Linked DNA regions of Homo sapiens: region 1 is linked to region 2. A link is an interaction called in ENCODE POLR2A ChIA-PET data of the cell type or tissue named here. Cell type or tissue: IMR-90. All regions are shown on one strand. Links, peaks and the distances in the headings refer to the core of each region. The heading gives the core; the rest is flanking DNA.

What was found. ChIA-PET counts read pairs that join two places held together with the same protein. Peaks named below come from ENCODE experiments on the same cell type or tissue, not always from the same donor. Only the 100,000 strongest peaks of a DNase experiment are listed, where the experiment ranks them.
Region 1: POLR2A ChIA-PET joins it to region 2 with 14 read pairs; 2 of 35 experiments call an interaction of 5 or more read pairs at or near these places.

The regions. Positions count from the first base shown.
Region 1 is chr13:64,637,782-64,649,192 of GRCh38, forward strand. LOC107987190 (a long non-coding RNA gene) reads left to right here and starts at 6,455. Exons shown (of 2, transcript XR_001750010.1): 1 at 6,455-6,538. In IMR-90, for the core only: no CTCF peak of the experiment used is centred there; no DNase peak of the experiment used is centred there.
Region 2 is chr13:64,564,046-64,575,456 of GRCh38, forward strand. No RefSeq gene overlaps it. Among named protein-coding and RNA genes, the nearest start is that of LINC00355, 490 kb to the left of the region's middle. In IMR-90, for the core only: no CTCF peak of the experiment used is centred there; no DNase peak of the experiment used is centred there.

The DNA.
Region 1 (11,411 bases), core at 2,291-10,290, 74 kb after region 2:
ACAATATTCTAAAACTTTGCATATATTTGATTGAGTCAATATTTTGTAAATGCTTTCTAGAAATCATTGATAATGAAGTTTAAAAAATAAATAAATAAATAAATGACAAATGAGAAATCTAGAAAGCCAATATGTTTTACTTTTACTGTTTCTTATTATATGCTTGAAACAACTTCAAAAAATATTCATAGACCTAGAATTATAATGATCAATGTCTGATATTTACTAAGATGACTTTTCCTAATTATTATTAAATCTCAATTCTTTTCTTTTATGACATTTAGAGATATATAATAAAATCATTTATTAAAAAACAGAAAATTGTAAATATTTACCATAAACACAAAATTTTTATTATTATTATTATTGTAGAACAACATATGATTGAAAGACAAGGACTCACAGAAGCAAACAATAGCTTTCATGACCCTTTAAAATCTATTACAGACTGTAAGACCAGAAATATTGATCATCTGAAATTTGTTCTAAGCATTCTGATACCAACTATGGGAAATAGGGAATTTAGGATGAATGTCAAGCAATTAGAATAGATCTTGTTCTAAAACTTTTTTTACATAACATTTAAAAAATCATCTCAGAAACTATAGTGCTCTAATCATCTAATAAGAATTCCAGTGCAGTTTACTTCCTCCTTCTTGTTTAAGGGGGTAACCATGCTGTACATTTTACATTTCTTAAGGCAAATTTTCAGAAAGAAATATAGAAATAAGACATTCCCGTAGTCTATAAAAAATAACTTGACTCTATACTTAAAAAGCTATATTTTTTCTATTAAGAAATTATGTTTAGAGTAAATAATCATTACTCTATTAGTTAATAAGGAGAACTGCTTACAATTTGTTTCTAGCCAAAGAAAATTCTAAGCTAGAGATAGGATTAAGAAGTAACATCTTTGAGCACAAATCACATTAATGCGTACTGTTAAGGTCCTGCAGAGGATCTCCTGAATAATGCTTATTATCTGCTTTCCTTTCCATTCTCTTGTCACTACCTTATTTCAGTTTCTCCCTAATTTACGATTTCCTAGTTGTTTTTAGGATTTAAATTTGCGAATTTTTCTTTTTTTTTTTTTGATGGAGTTTCACCTTTTCACCCAGGCTTAAGTACAATGGCACAATCTCCGCTCACTGCAACCTCAGCCTCCCAGGTTCAAGCGATTCTCCTGCCTCAGCCTCCCAAGTATCTGGGATTCCAGGTGCCTGCCACCACGCCAGGCTATTTTTTTGTATTTTTAGTAGAGACAGGGTTTCGCCATGCTGGACAGGTTGCTCTCGAACTCCTGAAAATTTGCCAATTTTTAAGTCTATTCTATCACCCTTGTCTTCTTCCACACAAATTGGATCATGACCTTTCTGCATATAAACCTTTAAGGACTTCCTTCAACTTTAACAGCGTAGTACACATATAGTACATGATTGCTATGTTTTGAAGGTTTGTCCCCTCCAAAACTCATGTTGGAAGTTAATTGCTGTTGTAACAATATTACGATGAGGGAACTTTCAGAGGTAATAGGGCCATGAAAGCACTGCCATTATGAGTGGGATTAATGCTATTGCGAAAGAGCAATCTCAGATCCGTTTTGCTGCTTGGTTCTTCTGTCTTCTGCCATGTGAGCATCCAACCTTCCTCCAGAAACCAAACTTGCTGACACCTTGACCTTTGATTTCTCACCCTCAGAACTGTGAACCAATACATTTCTGTTTGTTATAAATTACTCAAGTCTCAGATATTCTGTGACCACATCACTAAGACAATGATGATGTGATTTAGACTCCAGTCATCATTTTCATTTTAGTGTCTTTACACATTTTATTTCCTCCTGGATGACTCTTCCCCCCTTCTTCATCCAGCCACTTCTATTTTCCAATTCATTTAAAAAACTCAACTTAAATATCATATCCATCAGTATGCTTTTTTCTGAATCATATTACTTTTGTTCTCCTAGTGTTTTAACATCTTCCAATTATCTTGGAGTTCTTCATATTTATTAAATATTTATTTGCCTATCTTTTCCTCTACAAAATGTCTTTGAGGGCATGTGTTATGTTTTATTGGAATTTTTGTTCCTAGAGCCCATCTTAGTGCCTGGCAAATATTAGCTCTTTAAAAAGTATTTCATAAACTTTAACGAAGGCTGGTGAAATGTTAGAATAGAAATATTCGAGTTGAATGGACTAGACACATTTAAATTATACTCCTAACATTGTTTCTTCTTTTGTGTATCTCTGGCACTATGTTCATACCTCAGTTTCTGTAACACCGTTTATCAGTTACATAGAAAATCAATTTTAATTAATGTCAACAACGTTTATGGCTTTTAAAGTAGCTATCATTTCAAAGAGGAAGTGTTTGTTTTCAGACAGAATAACCCAGCACAATGACTCACTCTCTGTATAGAGTAACTGAGTCAACATAAAGTTTTATTTACATTTTATATGTGTGTTGGGGACAGGGGAGACAGATCTCAAATCTGGTGGAGATTACAGGGAGGACTACAGCTGAGGACATAGACCTCTGCAAGATCTGTGCTTCTGTTCCATGTGGGAGTGAACATAAAACAGATTAACTTTTATCCTTTATTTCTCCATATCATAATGTATTTTTTAACACTGTTTCCTTCATGAATTTTCATCATATACATATTAACTTGTCTTATTACCTAAGAATGCTCTAATTTCAGAAGATGTATTCAGAAATGCATACCCCTCGAGAACTTCATCTGGTTTCCAACAATCCTTTTGGGGATGATGTTACTTAGTAGATTCAGTGTCTTTGAGGGTCTAGTGTTCCACTCAGCAGCATTTAGCAGGCAGGTTAGCATTTGCTTGAGAGTAACAGATGGAAAGTCAGGCTAGAGAAACATGACAAAATCTCAGATGGACTGAAGGTATATTATGCATGAGGCAAAGTGTACAAGAATAAGGCTGGAGGGTAAAGAGTGGCGAAACAACAAGCGATATAAGCTTTGCTAAAAAATTGGTTCATATCCAAATATCATTGAAAAAAATAGTGCATTTTGTAAACAGAGTTTTGACATGGCCCATCCCTTTTATTTTATTAAACAAGGGACCAGATGAGGAAGATTTTAATTGTTTATTTAATGAAATTAACACATTTTTATTAAATGTCTACTATAGTTTTTGCAGACATTATGCTACACAAAGTTATCCAACAAGAAATTATAAGAGAATAGTTTAAGACAGTGGTCATGAAGGTGGAAAGACAAGGATAAGCAAAGGAGAGTTACAAATAACAGAAATTGTAAAGAAGATAAAGAAGTTAAAGGCAATAATCAGGTTCCCCCCATGGGTAGATGAATATACAACAATCTTCAAAATATAAAATTCAGAGTTTTGCTCAAAATTATAGTAAAGAAAATCAACTGAGTTTTGGTCATTTTGAGGTTGAAGTGTCTTTTAATATTCCAGAGGACATGTTGGCATTCAACCACATATAGCTCCCTGGTGCCATAAAGTGAGGACTGTCTGGGAGAAAAATGTAGATTTAACAAGTAGTAAAAAAAAAAATTGTGAAAAAATGGACCCACATAGGTAACTCTTATAAATCCAGAAGTTCCATTAATAGGACATAGATTATTGTGCGAATAAAATATATCTCACATAAAAAAATGAAAAAATTATTTATTTCTCATAAAAATGAGATAAAAACAGTGAAATGAACATTCTCATATATAAAATTGGGTAAGGTAAAAAATATTTTGGCAATAATTTTTGATTATTTTTGTGCCTTCATTGTAAGCATGAATTGGTGCAAGTATTTGTAAGGATAGTTGTTGATTATGTATCAAAATATTAAATATGTTTATATTATTTGTTAAAACATTTTCATCTGTTGAAATCTATTTTGGTTAAATATGTAGAGATTTATCTTCAAATATAATTATTTAACACTTTTGTAATGTGGAGAAAGTTGAGTCTATTTCTACAATGGAATTTTTAAACATATTAGGTTGAATCTTTCTGGTGAGATAATACCTTTCAGTTTAAAAATTGTGGTTCTAAATAATTTTTTATGATATGTTGAAATGGCATATTGAATGCATTTCATAAACGTTTGATGACAAAATTAAGTAACATGGTATGCAAAACTATATCACTCTGATCCAAATCACGCCTTGTATAAAACATTGCATAATTACATATGCATAGACACACGCACATAACAAAGAGATGGAATTTATATCTGAATGATTTTAGCTCCATTACGGTTTTCTGCATTTTGTCATTTTCCTATCACAAACATGTTAATTTATAAATGTAAAGCATCACATTTCTCTGATATAACATTAATGGTCTCTGCAGATAGTCTAAAGACAGTCTGTTTTGGCATAGTAAGATACCAAAATACTGTAAATTGTAAATGGCTTTATGTGGCTTTGTAACCACCCAGCGGGTTCACCTTGCTGCTGCCTAGTCAGAGCTGACTTATCAAGACAGAGGAATTGCAGTGAAGAAAGACTAATTCACTCAGAGCCGGCTGTATAGGAGTTTCATTAGTACTCAAATCAATTTCCCTGAGTATTCGAGGATCAGAATTTTTAAGGATAATTGACTGGGGAGGGGCTTGGTAAGTGGCGAGTGCTGATTGGCTGGGTCGGAGATGAAATCACAGGGGGTCTAAGCGAGCATTTCTTGCTCTCTTCTGTTCCTTTGGTGGGATTACAGAACAGGTTTGTACATATTACTGGTCTGGGTGGTGTCAGCTGGTACATTGGAACTCAGGGTCTGCAAAATATCTCAGGCACTGATCCCAGGTTTTACAAAAGCAACGTTATTCCCAGTAGCAATGTGGGGAAGTTCAGAAACTTGCAGCTGGAACCTTCGTGGCCCCTAAACTGTAATTTCTAATCTCTAGCTAATCTGTTAGTCCTACAAAGGCAGACTGGTCCCCAGGAAAGAAGGGGTTTTTCAGGAAAGGGCTATTATCATCTTTTTTCAGAGCTAAACTATAAACTAAGCTCCTCTCAAAGTTAATTCAGCCTACGCCCGGGAATGAACAAGGGCAGCTTGGAGGTTAGAAGCAAGATGGCGTTGATTAGGTCACACCTCTTTTACTGTTTCAATTATAATTTTGCAATGGTGGTTTCAGCTTTGAAATCTCATTTTTCTTAATGAATTTGCTGATTCCATTTGACCTTTAGAGGAAAGAGAGATCAAAATACTTACTTCTTTTCAAATAAATGGAGTTATACAAAATCTTTAATAAGTAAACGTATCTGTGTTTATGTGATGAATGACAGAAACATATATGTTTGGCATTGTGAAAGAAAAATAAATCTCAGGATCTCAATGTCAGTAAGCCAAGGGAAAAGTCGAGCTGGGAGCCAGGTCAGGCAAAACCTGCCTCCCATTTTATTCCTAAATAAGATAGCTACAAAGAGAAAAGAGCTACATACCACCCTCACAATTTGCCCACAGGGAAATTCCTTGTAGGCCTCTAGATCTTTATCCTAAAACAATTCTGTTGAATTTCACCCTGGCAATGCAAACTGATAGCTTATCTTCACAGGTGCTGCAGACAGAAAATCATCCCTAGGCTCACCTGAGACAAACGCATGTCTGATTTCTTCCTCCATCCTATTGTGTATGCCAAAATGCAGATTCACTGAGCCACACTAAATTGTGTATTGATCAAATACTCAAAATAATGCAAACTTTATCTTTTATCTACCTATGACCTAGAATTCCCCCTGCCCCCTTCCCTCTTCCAGATTTCCCACCTTACCAGACTGAACTAATGTATATCTTACAAGTATTGACTGATATCTCATGTCTCCCTAAAATGTATGAAAGCAAGCTGTACCCTGACAAAGCGAGCATATGTCCTCAGGACCTCTTGGGGCTGTGTCATGGGTGCATCCTTCGCGTTGGCAAAACAAACTTTCTAAATTGATTGAGACCTGTCTCAGGTATTTTGGGCTCACAGCATAAATACTATTCCACTTCTTTTGAGAGAAGCTTAAATGCATCTGGAGATGGGCCGTCAGTGTTAAGAATCTAATTGAAGCAACTAGTCATGAAGAAAAGAGTTAAGCATTTAATCACTTACTGTCATGCTTTAACAAGAGGCTAAAACCATAAAAAGGGCCAACCCCCTCCAATCCATTTCCTTTCAAAGAATGGCATTGCAGTGCAGGGTCAGGTGGATCAGCACAGATGTGTGGGTCATTGCCCGGTAGAGAGAGCCTCCAAAAAAGCTCCAACAGTTTTAAGGACTTTGGGGGTCAGGGGACAAAGTTGAAGGAGAGAACTAGGTATGAAAAATTACTGAGAATTGAATCACAGCAGACAAAAGTTTCAGTTTCCTCTTTTCCCCTGATAAGGAGACCTCATTAGAAATGCCGGAAGAGGGTGTCAGATGAAGGCAAAGAGACCTAGGAATAAAGGTGACTGTGCTAGGAAGAACTGGAAAGAAACATGTAAGAATCAGAGATATTTATGGAAAATGATGATACTTTCTTTACTTCCAGGTATTAGAGGAATATGATTCGAAAGAGGTAATGGCCTAAGATTTTAATATCTATGTTTACTAGTATTATTCTAAAAGTAGACAAAATATTTCTTACTACAGGACTAACTAAGTCATTTCCATTTGCCCTAGGGTAATCTAATGAGAGCCAGATGTCTTGCTATACCTACTTATGACTGTACTGTGAGAGCCCCAAAATAGGGTCTAGGTGTTTATTCAGGAGAGGAACCCTTGTACCCTCACTCCTCCTAAGAAAGAAAGATGAACACACCACAGTATAAACAAATTCTCCTCTTGAAAACATGGGAAAGATTCTTGGTTCCTATGATTTAGAAATGTTACTAAGTGTCTCTAGGGGAAGATATGATAGGGGTTTTCAAATTTAAAACATGAGATTAATCCCTTTTGGAATATAATTACATAGGAAGATAACTCATTAAATTGCTCTGGAAGTTTCTTGGCTATTCAGTTACCTTTTCCATCAATTCAGGACCCTTCTCCTTGAAATTACGTGGTCAAAAGAGATAAGAAAAAGATGTATATCTTTTGAGTGAAAGCAAATAGTTTTAAGATTAAGGAAGCCAATGGCTGCAAGCCTAACACCTATAGCATGTGAGGAACAAATACTTCTGGGAGATACAAAAGCAAACATACTCTATTTCATAACATATAAATGTCCATAACTCTGGAGACCAGGACTTTGAAGGAAGATTGAAAATTGTGGGAAAGACTTGTCTTCCCTCAGTGACGTAACTGAATCCTATAGAAAGTTTTTAGAGTGGTAGAAACAATAAGCTAGATAATTTCAAGGCAGATGTCCTTGAGAAAAGTGTCTTGTACCTCTCAATTATAATCAGAGACAGCTATCCAGTTTGCCTAATTGCCTAGTTGTTGGGTCAATTATGACAGTAGAAAATAAGGAAAATTTGCATTTTTAAAGAAACCTAAAAGGTGGCTATTTTTCTATGAAAAAAATATGAATTACAAAGTATTAGAAAAAATACTAACTTTTTTTATGTCTTTTCTCTCACAAAGTATTAGAAAACATACTAACTTTTTTTTTTTTTTGAGACGGAGTTTTGCTCTTGTTGCCCAGGCTGGAGTGCAACGGAGCAATCTCAGCTCACCGCAACCTCCGCCTCCCAGGTTCAAGTGATTCTCCTTCCTCAGACTCCCAAATAGCTGGGATTACAGGCATGCACCACCATGCCCGGCTAATTTTGTATTTTTAGTAGAGATGGGGTTTCTCCACGTTGGTCAGGCTAGTCTTGAACTCCCAACCTCAGGTGATCCACCTGGGGTTACAGGGTGCTGGGATTACAGGCGTGAGCCATCACACTCTGCCAATATTATCATTTTTGATGTCTTTTCTCTCACAAAGTATTAGAAAAAATATTAACATTTTTGATATCTTTTCCCTCATAGTGTAACTGTGATAACTTAAAGATATTAGTACTTTAAGAATAATGTTAAGTGTCATTAAACATGTAAAAAAGAATGCATGATACAAAAGTTTATTAAAAAACTCAAGTGTGCTTCTCTAGTCTATAAACAATAATGCTGCTTGACTCTGCACAAATTGGCAGTCATAAAAATTCTGTAAAAAGGCATTTTAAAGATATAATACTGAATTTCATGATCAGAAGGGCATGTATTGTTATTTGAGCCTGTCAGATGATTAATGAGGATGAAGCTTCCAAAAATTAATTAGCTGAAAAGAACATCTACCGATTTCAGTAACTTTCCATGGAAAGCATACAATTTTATGACAAACATCTTCTCCTTTTGTAGCTATTACCTAGTAATTTTGTAGATCCCTAAATCTGAATGCAAATGAGCTAAGTGTTAACCCATCTAAAAAACGCAATTATTGTTTGAGTAAAATTATCATTATAAGAACATTAGTTTAAGGCTATAAAATTGATTATTTTTGCCAAGTATCTTCCATTTGAAGGTTAATGTGTACTTAAAACACTTTAAAAAATTTCTTCTGTCTTCCTAAATGTCAGTAATAGTCAGTACTTAGTGTTTGTTAAAAAAAAAAAAAATGTATAAGATGTGTTTAATCCAAATCTCACCATGGCTTTCTATTGATCTGTCATAATTTATCATCTATTTATCTAAGTTTTAAACTGCTTCTACATATATTTTAATTATTTTGAATTTATGGACAATAAGCTACATCTATGTTATTTAATAAAGCATCCACTAAAAAATTGAGCTTACTCAAAAGTGAATACAATAACAACAAAATACCAGATTTGATTTTTCTGGTATTTGATTATGTCACACAAACTTTATCTCTTTTGTTACTTTATTAATCATTCTTTGACCAAAGATTTATTAAGGCCCTGCTATGTGCCAGAGAGTATGCTAGATATTATGCTTTGCAAAGATTACTGAGCTTTGAATCAAATATATTGCATGATAATTAATATCTTTGTCTTTGAAACCAGGAAGACTTGAGTACAAGTCCAATTCTATCACTTAGGGTTTGCGAATGACACTTCAGCTGATAATTGTATACATTTTCTTATTGCTATCTTAACTATACCTAAAATACCAATAATATAAATAACAAAATTATGATTTCAAATGAATATAGACACAGAAATTATACCTTCACAAAAATTTATTGAAATGGGTCAAAGATATAAACATAAAATATAAAAACATAAAACTCCTAGAAAACAACATAGGAGAAAATTTAGATACCTTGGTTTGGCAATCACTTTTCACACATAAAAACAAAAGCATAACCCATGAAAAAATCTGAAAATGTGAACTTCATTAAAATTAAAACTTGTCATATGCAAATAATACTTGTCAAAGAATGGAAAGAGAGATCTCAGTGTCAGAGAAAATTTTTGCAAAATAGATGTGATAAAGGACTGGTATCTAAAATATATAAAGAACTCATGGAACTCAATAAAAAATAGCTAAAAATTTGCAATAAATCTCACTGATACTTCATCAAAGAAGATATACAGATGGAAAATGAGCATATAAGATCATCAACATCATATGTCAGGTCATTAGAGATTTGCAAATTAAAGCAACAGTAAGATATCGCTACATATCTGTTAGAATGGCCAAAATTTTCAATAATGACAATGCTAAATGCTGACTGGGATGGGGAGTAACAGGAACTGTCTTTCGTCGCTGGTGGGAGTGTAAAATGGTACAGCCACTGTGGAAGATGATTTCTTAGTTATTTACAAAAGTAAACATACTCTTGCCATACAATCCAGCAATTGCATTCCTTGATATTTATCCAAATGAGTTGACAACTTATATATGCACAAAAATATTTATACTAGCTCTATTTATAATTGCCAAAACATGGAAATGACCAAGATATAGTGCAAGAGATGAATGAATAAACAAACACATACTGTATGATTCCAACTATATGACACTTTGAAAAAGGTAAAACCATAGAGACAGAGAAAAGATCAGTGGTTGGTGAGGGTATGGGGGTTTGAGTAGAGACAAAAAAGAAGGAGTACAGGAGATGTGTAGGGCAGTAAATGTTTTTGTATGACACCGTGATAATTGAGAAGTCATTACATATTTGTCAAAACCCGTAGAATGTATAACACAAACAATGAACCCTAAATGATGAACTTTATTAACTTTAGTTAATAATAATATATCAATATTGGTTCATCAATTATATCAAGTATACCACACTAACAGAAGATGCAAATAATAGATCAACCTGTATGTGGAGAGACAGGGCATACGTGGGAACTCTATACTTTCTGTTTATTTTTATGTAAGGATAAAACTATCCTAAAAATAACGTTCATTTCATAAAAAAGATGAAGGGAAGATTCAGAGAAGACTGCAAAAAAATAGAGCTTTATGTGTTTTCATCTTGCTCTTGGCTCAGTGCATGATGAATAGATATAAGAACTATAAGGCAGTAGTGTTGCTGATGAATATGGTAAGGAAGATAATAAGAGAAAAAAGAGAAAATCTTAGATTGATGTGATAAGTATCACTTTACCAAAAAAGAGCTTACCAAACTTAGAAGAATAAATGAGTACCTCCATTAGGGTTGGGAGACTGAGAACAACTATGTAGAAAGTTTTTATAGAAAAATGCCATTTAAGCTGAGATTTTTAAGGATAAGTAAATTTGATTAGACAGAGCAGGAAGTAAAGAAGCTTCCCAGAGTAGAAATGGCATTTGCAAAGCAAAAGTATCATGAAAACTGGCAAATTTAGGAAAATGACTAGTAAATATGTCAGAAGTACTAAATGCATGACAAGATACAGAGATGAATTTGTAAGCCAGGAGTCCTTTAAAGATATACTACAGATTACTTGGTTTATGTTCTAAAAGTTTAAACAATGAGTATTGGAGTTATAATAATTAGCAATTTGCTTTCAATATTCAGATTAAAAAGTTATTGAATAGGATTTTCAGACTGCTTATCCAGCAATCTAGTATTCAGTATTTTTGAGGTTCATGAAAATGCATAATTTTAGGTGGGATTTTAGATTTGGGGTTAAACCTAAGATTAATTGCCAGTAGAGATAAACTAAAGAACCTACAGATATTTAGGTATTGAAGTACTTCAGAAAATTTTTATTGATTACTTCAACATGAAAGACAATGGTAAAATATGCATTTCTCATTTTCTCCTTCAAAAAATTTTACTGAGTGAGAATGAATGGGTGAAATTTTATTACTGCTGCTTTGCTATGATTGAAATGTCCCCTTCAAAACTCAGTTGAAATGTAATTGTCATTGTGATAGTATTAAAGGTGGACTAATTAAGAGGTGATTAGGCCATGAAGGTACTCTCTTCATGAGTGGATTAAATGTTGTCATCATGGAAGTGTGTTTTTATCACAAGAATGAGTTGCTGTAAAAAGCAAGTTTAGTTCTCT
Region 2 (11,411 bases), core at 2,428-10,427:
AAAAAATTAGTGAAGAGACATCTTTGCCTTTTATCTTGCTAGAAAAATACTAGTTCCTCAACATTAAGTAAGATGTTGGCTGTAGGTTTTTTGTGCTTTCCTTTCCTCTAATGTCTCAGTCTCGTTTTGGTATTTGGATGATGCTGGCCATAGAATAAGTTAGGAAGTATTCTCTCTGCTTCTATCTTCTAAAAGAGTTTGTAGAGACATCATAAAATATCTTAAAATTGTTGAAGATTTCACTCAGGAATCCATCTGGGCCTGGCTATTTTTGTTTGGGAAGGTTATTAATTATTGATTAATTATAAAAATAGATACAGGCCTATTCAGATTGTGTATTTCTTCTTGTGTAAGTATTCACAGATTTTATCTTTTAACGAATTAGTCCATTTAACCTAGTTTATAAAATCAGTGAGCAGAGTTATTCATAGTATTCCTTTATTATCTTTTAATGTCAATAAAAGATGTCATGATTTCTGCTCTTTCAGTTTTTATTTTTTAATGTTTTATTAGTTTTTAATTGTATTATTTCAATAGTTTTGGGGGAACAGGTGGTTTTTGCTTACGTAAATAAGTTCTTTAGTGGTAATTTCTGAGATTTTGGTGCACCCATCATCCAAGAAGTGTACACTGTATCCAGCGTGTAGTCTTTTGTCCCTTACACCCATCACCCCTTCTTCTGAGTCCCCAAAGGGCATTACATTATTCTTATGCCTTTGCATTCTCATAGCTTAGCTTTCACTTATAAGTGAGAACATATAATATTTGGTTTTCCATTCTTGAGTTACTTCATATAGAATAACGTTCTCCAACTCTGTTCAGGTTGCTGTGAAAGCCATTATTCCATTCCTTTTTATGACTCAGTAGTATTCCATGGTATGTATGTACCACATTTTGTTTATCCACTCATTGGCTGATGGGCATTTAGGCTGGTTCAGGATTCTTGCAGTTGCAAGTTGTGCTGCTATAAACATGCATGTGCAAGTGTCTTATTCATATAATGACTTATTTTCCTCTGGGTAGATGCCCAGTAGTGGGGTTGTTGGATCAAATGGTAGATCCACTTTTACTTCTTTGAGGTATCTCCATACTGTTTTCCATAGTGGTTGTACTAGCTTACATTCCCACCAGCAGTGTAAAAGTGTTTCCTTTTCATCACATCCATGTCACCATTTATTATTTTTTGATTATGCCCTCTCTTGCAGGAGTAAGGTGGTATCATATTGTGGTTTTGATTTGCATTTCCCTGATAATGATATTGAGCATTTTTCATATGTTGGTTGGCCATTTCTATATCTTCTTTTTAGAATTGTCTATTCATGTACTTTGCCCACTTTTTGGTGGGATTATTTGGTTATTTCTTGCTGATTTGTTTGAGTTCCTTGTAGATTCTGGATATTAGTCCTTTGTTAGATGCATAGTTTGTCAGTCTGTTTACTCTTCTGCTTATTTCTTTTGCTGTGTAGAAGATTTTAAGTTTAATTAGGTCCCATCTATTTATCTTTGTTTCTGTTGCATTTTTTTTCCAGGGGGGAGGTGTTCTTGGTCATAAGCTTTTTGCCTAAGCTGATGTCCAGAATAGTTTTTTCCATTGTTATCTTCCAGAATTCTCATGATTTCAGGCCTTAGATTTAAGTCTTTCATCTATCTTGAGTTAATTTTTGTATAAGGTGAGAGATGAGGATCCAGTCTCATTCTTCTACTATGGCTTGCTAGTTATCCCAGTACCATTTGTTGAATAGGGTGTCCTTTTCCCACTTTATGTTTTTGTTTGGTTTGTCAAAGATCAGTTGGCTGTAAGTATTTGGGTTTATTTCTCGGTTCTCTATTCCATTGGTCTGTGTGCCTATTTTTATAACACTACCATGCTATTTTGGTAACTATAGCCTTGTAGTATAGTTTGAAGTCAAGTAATGTGATGCCTCCTGATTTGTTATTTTTGCTTAGTGTTGCTTTGGCTGTGCAAGGTCTTCTCTGATTCCATAAGAATTTCAGAATTATTTTTTCTAGTTCTGTGAAGAATGATGATGGTACTTTAATGGGAATTGCATTGAATCTGTAGAATGCTTTTGGCAGTATGATCATTTTCATAATATTGATTCTACCCATTCATGATCATGGAAGGTGTTTCCATTTGTTTGTGTCATGGATGATTTTTTTCAGCAGTATTTTTGTGTTTTTTTTCTGTATAGATCTTTCACTTCCGTGGTTAGGTATATTCCTAAGTATTTTATTATTACTATTATTTTGCAGCTGTTGTAAAAGGGATTGAGTTCTTGATTTGTTTCTCAACTTGGTTGTTGTTGTTGTACAGCAGTGCTACTGATTTGTGTACATTGATTTTGTATCCTGAAACTTTACTGAATTGATTTATCAGACCTAGGAGCTTTTTGGATGAATGTGTAGGATTTTCTAGGTTTACAATTATATCTTTGGCAAACAGCAACCATTTGAGTTCCTCTTTATCTATTTGGATGCCTTTAATTTCTTTCTGTTGTCTTATTGCTCTGGCTAGGACTTCCAGTACTTTGCTGAATAGAAGTGGTGAAAGTGGAGGCATCTTTGTGTTTTTCCAGTCCTCAGGAGAAATCCTTTCAATGTTTCCCTGTTCCGTATTAAGTTGGTTGTGGGTTTGTCACAGATTACTTTTATTACCTTGAGCATGTCCCTTCTATGCTGATTTGGCTGAGGGTTTTAATCATAAAAAGATGCTGGATTTTGTCAAATGCTTTTTCCATATCTATCGAGATGATCATATAGTTTTTGTATTTAATTGTTTATGTGATGTATCACATTTGACTTGCATATGTTAAACCATCCCTGCATCCCTGGTATGAAGCCCACTTGATCATGGTGTATTATTTTTTTGATATGCTGTGGAATCCATTTAGCTAGTATTTTCTTGAGGATTTTTCATCTATGTTTATCAAAGAAATTGATCTGTAGTTTTCTTTTTACTTTATGTCCTTTCCTGGTTTTGGAGTTAGGGTGAAGCTGGGATCATAGAATGATTTAGAAAGGATTCCCTCTTTCTCTATCTTTTGGGATAGTTTCAGTAAGATTGGTACCAATTCTTCCTTAATGTCTGATAGAATTCTGCTGTAAATCCATCTGGTCCTAGAGGGTTTTTTTGTTAACATTTTTTTTTATTATTAGTACTGTTTTAAGCTTGGTACTTGTTATTAGTCTGTTCTGAGTTTCTATTTCTTCCTGATTTAATCTGGGAGGGTTGTATATTTCTAGGAATTTATCTATCTCCTCTAGATATTCTAGTTTGTGTATGTAAAGGTGTTCATAGTAGCCTTGAATGATTTTTTATATTTCTGGTATCGATTGTAATATATTCTGTTTCATTTTTATTTGAGCTTATCTGAATTTTCTCTTCTTGGTTAATCTCACCAATGGTCTATTGATTTTGCTTATCTTTTCAAAGAACCGGCTCTTTATTTAATTTATCTTTTGTGTTTTTGTTTGTTCCAGTTTCATTTACTTCTGCTTTGTTATTTCTTTTCTTCTGCTGAGTTTGGGTTTGGTTTGTTCCTGTTTCTTTAGTTCCGTAAGGTGTGACCTTAGGTAGTTTATTTGTGCTCTCTTATACTTTTTGATGTAAGCATTTAATACTATGAACTTTCCTCTTAGCACTGCTTTTGCTGCATCCCAGGGGTTTTGATAAGCTGTGTCACTATTATTTTTCAGCTCAAAGACTTTTCAAATTTTTATCTTGATTTTATTGTTGACTCAAAGATCATTCAAGAGCAGATTATTTAATTTCTATGTATTTGTATAGTTTTGAGGGTTCCTTTTGGAGTTAATTTCCAGTTTTATTTCACTGAGTTCTGAGAGAATACTTGATATAATTTCCATTTTCTTAAACGTATAGAGACTTGTTTTGTGACCTATTATATGCTCTATCTTGGTGAATGTTCCATGTGCTGAAGAAAAGAATGTATAGTCTTCAGTTGTTGGGTGGGATGTTCTATAAATATCTATGAAGTCCATTTGTTCTAAGGTATAATTTAAGTTCATTGTTTTTTGTTGACTTTTTGTCTTGATGACCTGTCTATTGCTGTCAGTGGAGTATTGAAGTCCCCACTATTATTGTGTTGCTGACTTTCTCATTTCTTAGGTCTGGTAGTAATCATTTTACAAATTCTGGGGCTCCAGTATTAGATGCATATATATTTAGGATTGTGATATATTTCTGTTGGACCAATTCTTTTCTCATTATATAATGTCCCTCTTTGTCTTTTTTTTTCACTGTTGTTGCTTTAAAGTCTGTTTTGTCTGATATAAGAATAGCTACTCCTGCTTGCTTCTGCTGTTCATTTATGTGGAATATCTTTTTTCCACCTCTTTACATTAAGTTTATGTGAGTCCATGTGTTAGGTGAGTCTCTTGAAGACATGAGCCATCCACCAAGACACCACTTGTTTGGTGGATTTGTATCCATTCTGCCATTTTGTATTTTTTAAGTGGAGATTTTAGGCCATTTACATTCACGTTAGAATTGAGATGTGAGGTACTGTGCTATTCCTCATGTTAATTGTTGCCTTAACACCTTTGTTTTTTTCTGTTGTGTTAATGCTTTCTAAGCCCTATGAGATTTACACTTTAAAGGGGTTTTATTTTGGTGTATTTCCATGTTTTGTTTCAAGATTTAGAATTCCTTTTAGCAGTTCTTGTACAGCTGAGTTTGTAGAGGCAAATTCTCTCAACATTTGTTTGTCTGAAAGAGACTTTATCTTTTCCTCACTTATGAAACTTAATTTTGCTGGATACAAAATCCCTGGCTAACAATTATTTTGTTTCAGGAGGCTAAAGATGGGACCCCATTCCCTTCTGGCTTGCAAGGTTTCTGCTGAGAAGTCTGCTGTTAATCTGATAGTTTTCCTTTATAGGTCATCTGATGATTTTTTCTCACAGCTGTTAAGATTTTTTCCTTTTTTTTGAATTTTGATAACCTGATGACTCTGTGCCTAGGTGATAATCTTTTTGGAATGAATTTCCCAGGTGTTCTTTGAGATTCTTGTATTTGGATGTCTAGATCTGTAGTGAGGCAGGAAAGTTTTCTTCAATTATTCCCTCAAATATGTTTTCCAAACATTTAGATTTACCTTTTTCCTCAGGAACACGAATTGTTCTTAAGTTTAGCTGTTTAACATAATCACAAACGTCTTAGAGGCTTTGTTCATTTTTTCAATTATTTTTTCTTCATATGTATGATTAGGTTAAACTGAGAGCCTTATCTTCAGGCTGTAAAATTCTTTATTCTGCTTGTTCTACTCTATTATTGAAATTTTCCACTGCATTTTTCTATTTCTCCAAGTGTGTCTTTCACTTCCAGCAGTTGTGATTGCTTTTTCTGTATGATATCTATTACTCTGAATAATTTTTCATCCAGATCCTGTACTTTTTAAAAATTTCTTTAAGTTGGTTTTCACCTTTCTCTAGTGCCTCCCTGAGTAGCTTAAAAATCAATTTTTGGAACTCTTTATCTGGCATGCAGAGATTTCTTCTTGGTTTGGATCCATTGCTGGGGAGTTGGTATGATCTTTTGGGCATGTTATAGAACTCTGTTTTTTCATATTACTAGAATTACTAGTTCCTTCTCATTTGGGTACAGTATTTCAGTGGAGATGTCTGAAACTCAGGGCTGCTGTTTCAGCTGCTGCTTGTCATGCTGACAAGATTCTCTTGTCCCATGGGGGTGATTCCTTGATGTCATGCTCTCAACCTTACCCTTGGATTGGGGCCTCCTGATTGCTGAACTGCAATGATTCTTATTGCTCTTCTTGGTCTAGCTACTTATTGGGCTCCCAAGCTCTGGGCTGGTGCTCGGGGATGTCTGCAATGAGTCTTGTGATGTGATCCATTTTCAGGTCTCTCACCCATGGATACCAACACCTACTCTGGTAGAGGTGGCAGGGAAGTGAAGTAGACTGTGAAAGTCCTTGGATATGTCTAGTGTGCTGGCTTTCATCAATTCTGGTTGTGCTAGCAATGAAGTTGTCATATGGACACACTCAGGTTCTCTGGTTAGCCACAATGCTGCAGGCAGTAGAATTAGGTGTTGACATCTCCTTCCTGGAATCAGGTTTATTCTGTCATGAGTTGCTGTAATGGCCTAAGTTGATTTGTCTCAAGTCAGGAGGTGGCATTTTCAAAAGAGCACCAGTTACAGTAGTAGTAGGGGGATCTAAGCTTGCTCTTGCCCTAAGATGGCCAGTGTAAGTATTTTGGTTTCTCAAACAATGGGCAGGGCTGTATAGCTCTCGAGAGTTTCTATGTTTTGTGTTCAGCTACCAGGACAGATAGGAAAATACCATAAGCTTGGGGCAGTGTTCGGTGGGTCTGGGCTCTGATTCTCCTTTGGGCAGGGCCTGCTGCCACCTCTGTAGCAGATGGGGGGATGGCTTCCAGGTCAATGGGGTTATGTTCCAGAGAGGATCTTGGCTGCCTCTGCTGTGTCATATAGTTCAGGAAAGTGGGGGATAGTCAGTAGCAAGAGACCTCATATAGCTCCCACACAGTTGGTGAGGCCAGTCTCACCCCTGCACTCCATACTTTGGGAACTCAGTACCCCACTCAGACCTTGCCCCAGGCCATGAGCTAACCCTCTGAGGATACAAGCACTGCTATTGGACCATGTCCCTCCCTGTCTGCCCACTCTATCGGTGGCTCCTGCATGCCTGCACTCTTATCTGTAACAGCTCTCATTTGTCTCCTGACTCTGCTCAAGAAAATTTGTGCCCAGTCTGAACCACTACCAATTTCAGTTGGAAGCTTCCTTATCCTCACAACCCCTCCTCAATTCCATTAGCTGACTTCCCCAAGAGCCCCTGTGATACATAGTGAGGGATAGCTTCTCTGGGCTCAAGCTGGATTCCCCACTGCTACTTTTACTATTCAATTTTATGTGACTCCCTAAATTCATTTCATCTCTAGATAAGGTTAAATCCTTCTCCTGTGATCTGGATTTTCAGATTCTCAGTAGGGATGTGTGTTCAGAGGCAGGTATTTTCCCTCTCATACTTTGGGAACTCAGTTTTTTTGCCTGTTTTGTGGAATCTGCAGCCGTGTGCTGCTTTTTTCAAAGGATCTGCAAATTCTTTTGGTGTTTCTGGTATGTTCCTGCAGTGGTTCTTGGAGCAAAAGATCATGGTGTGAGTCTCCACTTGCTGTTTCATCCGTCCATGTGGGAGCTGCCTGTTAGCCCTGTCTCCTATCCTCTATCATCTCTGCTCTAATTTATGATACTAGCAATTTGTGTCCTCTCTTTTTCTTAATTAGCCTAGAGGCTTATCAGGTTTTTTGGTCTTTCCAAATAAACTGCTTTTCATTGATTTCTAAGCTCTTTTTTTATTATTATTATTTTTTTCTGCTTACTTTGGATTTAATTGCACTTCTTTCCAGGTTTTTTTTTTTTTTTTTTTTTTTTTTTTTGTTGTTGTTGTTGTTGTTGTTGTTGTTGAGACGGAGTCTCGCCTGTGGCCCAGGCTGAAGTGCAGTGGCACGATCTCGGCTCACGGCAAGCTCCGCCTCCCCGGGTTCACGCCATTCTCCCGCCTCAGACTCCCAAGTAGCTGGGACTACAGGCGCCCGCCACCACACCTGGTTAATTTTTTTGTATTTTTAATAGAGGCAGGGTTTCACCGTGTTAACCAGGATGGTCTCGATCTCCTGACCTCATGATCCACCTGCCTCGGCCTCCCAAAGTGCTGGGATCACAGGCATGAGCCACCGCGCCTGGCCCCTAGTTTTTTTTTTAAGGTGGAAAATTAGATGATTGATTTTAAGTTGTTCTTTTTTTTCTATTATATATTCTCAATGCCAGAATTTTCCTGTAAGCACTGCTTTCACTGCATCCTGCAAATTTTGATAAGTAGTGTTTTCATTTCCATTTAGTTCAAAATATTTTTACTTCTTTTGAGATTTCTTCTTTGAAGTATATGGTTAATTTCTATATATTTTGGGATTTTCCATTTGTCTTTCTGTTGTTGCTTTCTAGTTTAATTCTATTGTGTTATGTGAGCAGACATTGTATAATTTTAATTTTTTTGTTTAGGTATATGTTAGGGCCCATAATGTGGCCTATATGGTAAATTTTCTATATGAGCTTGAAAAGAATACATAATTTGCTGTGGTTTGATAAAATAGTCTGTAGATGTCAATTATATCCAACTGATTGATGATGTCTTGAGTTGGACCACGTTCTTAGTAATTTTCTGCCTACTGGATCCATCCATTTTTGAGAGAGGTGTTGAAGTCTCCATGTATACTACTGGGTTAATCTATATCTCCCTGCAACTCTGTCAGTTTTTGCTTTACATATTATGATTCTCTGTAGTTGGGTGTGGCTTTGTCCTCTTTGATAATTGACTTATCATTATTTGGTGACTTTATCTCTCATAACTTTTCTTATTCTGATGTCTTCTTGTCTGAAATTAATATAATTATGTTCACTTTCTTTTGATTAGTGTTATCATGGTATATTTTTCCCTATACCCTTATTTTTTATTTATATGTCTTTAAGTGGGTTTTCTGTTGACAAAATACAGTTTTCTTATAATTATAGATTCTGGTAATCACTGTTTTTAATTGGTGTATTTTGGCCATGACATTTGAGGTGATTGTTGTTTAATATCCAATATATTTGTAAATTATTTTCTATTTGTTGCACTTATTTCTTGTTTCATTTTTTCTCCACAATTTTTCTTTTTTTTATTTCAATTGAGCATTTTAAATGACAAAATTTTCTCTTTTCTTAGTCTATCAATTATATACCTAGAAAAATAGAATTTGTCTTAGAGTTTGCAATGTACATTTACAACGAATCCTAGCCCACTTTCCAAAAAAAAAAAAAAAAAAAAATACGAGTTTACAGGTACTGTGAGCACTTTATAATAAGAAAATAATCCTAATTTTTTCACCCCAACCCTGTATCATTGCTGTCATTCACTTCTCATATATGCACATATACATGCACACACACATACACACACATCTGTGATTGAATACATTTTTGCTTTTATTATTTTGAACAAACTGTTATCCATTAGGTAAATCAGGATAAAAATAATGATAATTATTAACCCTAATAGTCAATTAACAATAAGAAAAATAATCTTTCTTTATATAGATCAAAATTTCTGACTCTATATCATTTTTCTTTTCTCTAAGAAACTTCTAACATTTATTTCAAGATGGGCGACTGGAAAAAAAATTCCTCAATTTTTATTTGTATAAGAAAGACATCATTTCTATTTCATTTTTGAAAAACAATTTCTCAGAGTAACACATTATATGTCGGTGGATTTTTCTCTCAAATTTTGAACATATCACTTCACTCTCTTCTTGCTCACGTGGTTTCTGAGGAGAAATCAAATATAAGAACTCCTATCTTTGCTCTCCTATAGATAAGGGGTTTGTTTTTGTTTATGTCCTCTAGTATATTTCAGGGTTTTTTCTTTATCTTTGATTTTAAGGAGTTTGATATGCCTAGGTATTTTTTTGTTGTTGTTGTTGTTAGTTTGGCATTTATCCTGCTTGGTAGTCTCTGAGCTTCATAGACCTGTAGTTTGACATCTGTCATTAATTCAGGGGACTTCTTGATTATTATTTATTCAAATATTTCTTCTGTTTATTTTCTCGTTTCTTCTCTTTTCGGTATTTCCATTTTGCATATGTACACCTTTTGTTGTTGTCCCACAGTTCTTAATTTTTCTTTTATAATTTTTTTCAGCCTTTGTTCCTTTTGCTTTCAGTTTTGGAGTCTTTTCTTTAATTAAGATATCCTCAAGTTCAGAGATTCTTTCTTCAGCCATGTGTAGTCTACTAATAAACTCATCAAAGGTATTCTTTATTTCTATTACAGTATTTTCAATCTCTGACATTTTTTAAAATTTTGTCTTAACATTTCCATCTGTCTACTTATACTGCCTATGTGTTTTTTTCATGTTCTCTACTTTATCCAGTAGAGCCCTCAGGATATTAATCATAATTGTTTTAATTTCTAGTCTGATATGTCCAACATCTCTGCATATCTGAGTTGGGACCTGATGCTTAGTTTTCCTCTTCAAACTGTATATTTTGTCTTTTAGTATGCCTCATAATTGTTTCTTGATACTAGGAAATGATAGTAAGTACAAAGAATTAGAATAAATAGGCTTTTAGTAATGTGGTGTTAAAGCGTGGGATGTGAGGACGTGTTCTTTAGCACAATGATTAGGTCTTCATCTGTTAGTAAACCTGTCCCTTTGGTCAGTGAACTTCATAAGCACTTCTCAGCTCCACTCTGCCCTTGGTTGGGACAGGATTTCTAGATTGGGTTGGAGTTGGGTATTCCTCTATTCCCAGTATTGTTAGGCTCTGAAAATTTTCTTATGGTTTAGGTTCTGGTAAAGTAGTTTTTCTTCAGGGTAGACTTTGTTAAGAAGAGCAGAATGCTGTGTCTTATTTCAAAATAGTTACTTTCCCCCTGCCTCTGTCACAAGCTTCAGGCTATTTTTCTCTGATATTCACTGTTGAGAATGCAGTCAAGCTTCTAGAGGTAAAACTCACAAAAGCATGAGGACATCCCTATGACTAGGTTTCCCTGGAGTTTAACTCTCAGACTTGTTTACACTGAGTTTCTAGCAATGTATGGATTCAAGTTAGGTCTTCCTACCCTGGCACTGGTTCCCATGAAGGTATTTGTAAGTGGGTTTCTGCTGTGATAAATTGTGATTTGTGTATTTGCTCTTCTGTGTCTCCAAATTACGGGGGCAGTAGTTTGCTCTGTGGCCTCACTTCTCTGACAGATATAAGAAGGGGTAGTAGATTTTTTAGTTTCTTCATATTTTCACTAGTTAAGATAGAGTGGAGAATTCTAGTCTCCTTTCATGCTATACCAGAAACGAGAAATCATTAGGACTTTATCTTTGCTTGAAAATCTTTGTCTTTAATTTTTATTTTATTGTACATAATTTTTAAAATTTTTCTTTCAAATTCTATCAGTTTTTTAATTCAATATTTATTTTCATGCTTAGAAATATATTTGGAGCCCAAGTTATAAAATAATTAGCTGAAATTTCTTCTACTTGTATTCGATTTAGTATCTTATGTCTATATTTTCTGTCTAAAATTTATTTTGGTTAAAAGTGATTAACCACTTCTCCGAACACCAATCATTGTCAATTCTGTCTCTTCTCCCCATTTCAAGATGCTGTCTTTCCTTTAATATAAAATCATAATGTATAATTGTGTCTAGAATTTGTATTAAGATTGGGTGATATTTATATCTCTCAATCTTATACTCAAAAGTATGATAATTTCTATAGATTTATAATATATTTTAACACCTTTTATGAAATTCCTAGCTTCATTACTCTATATTGGCTAATGTGTTTTTTTCACCGAATTTGTGTTTTTAT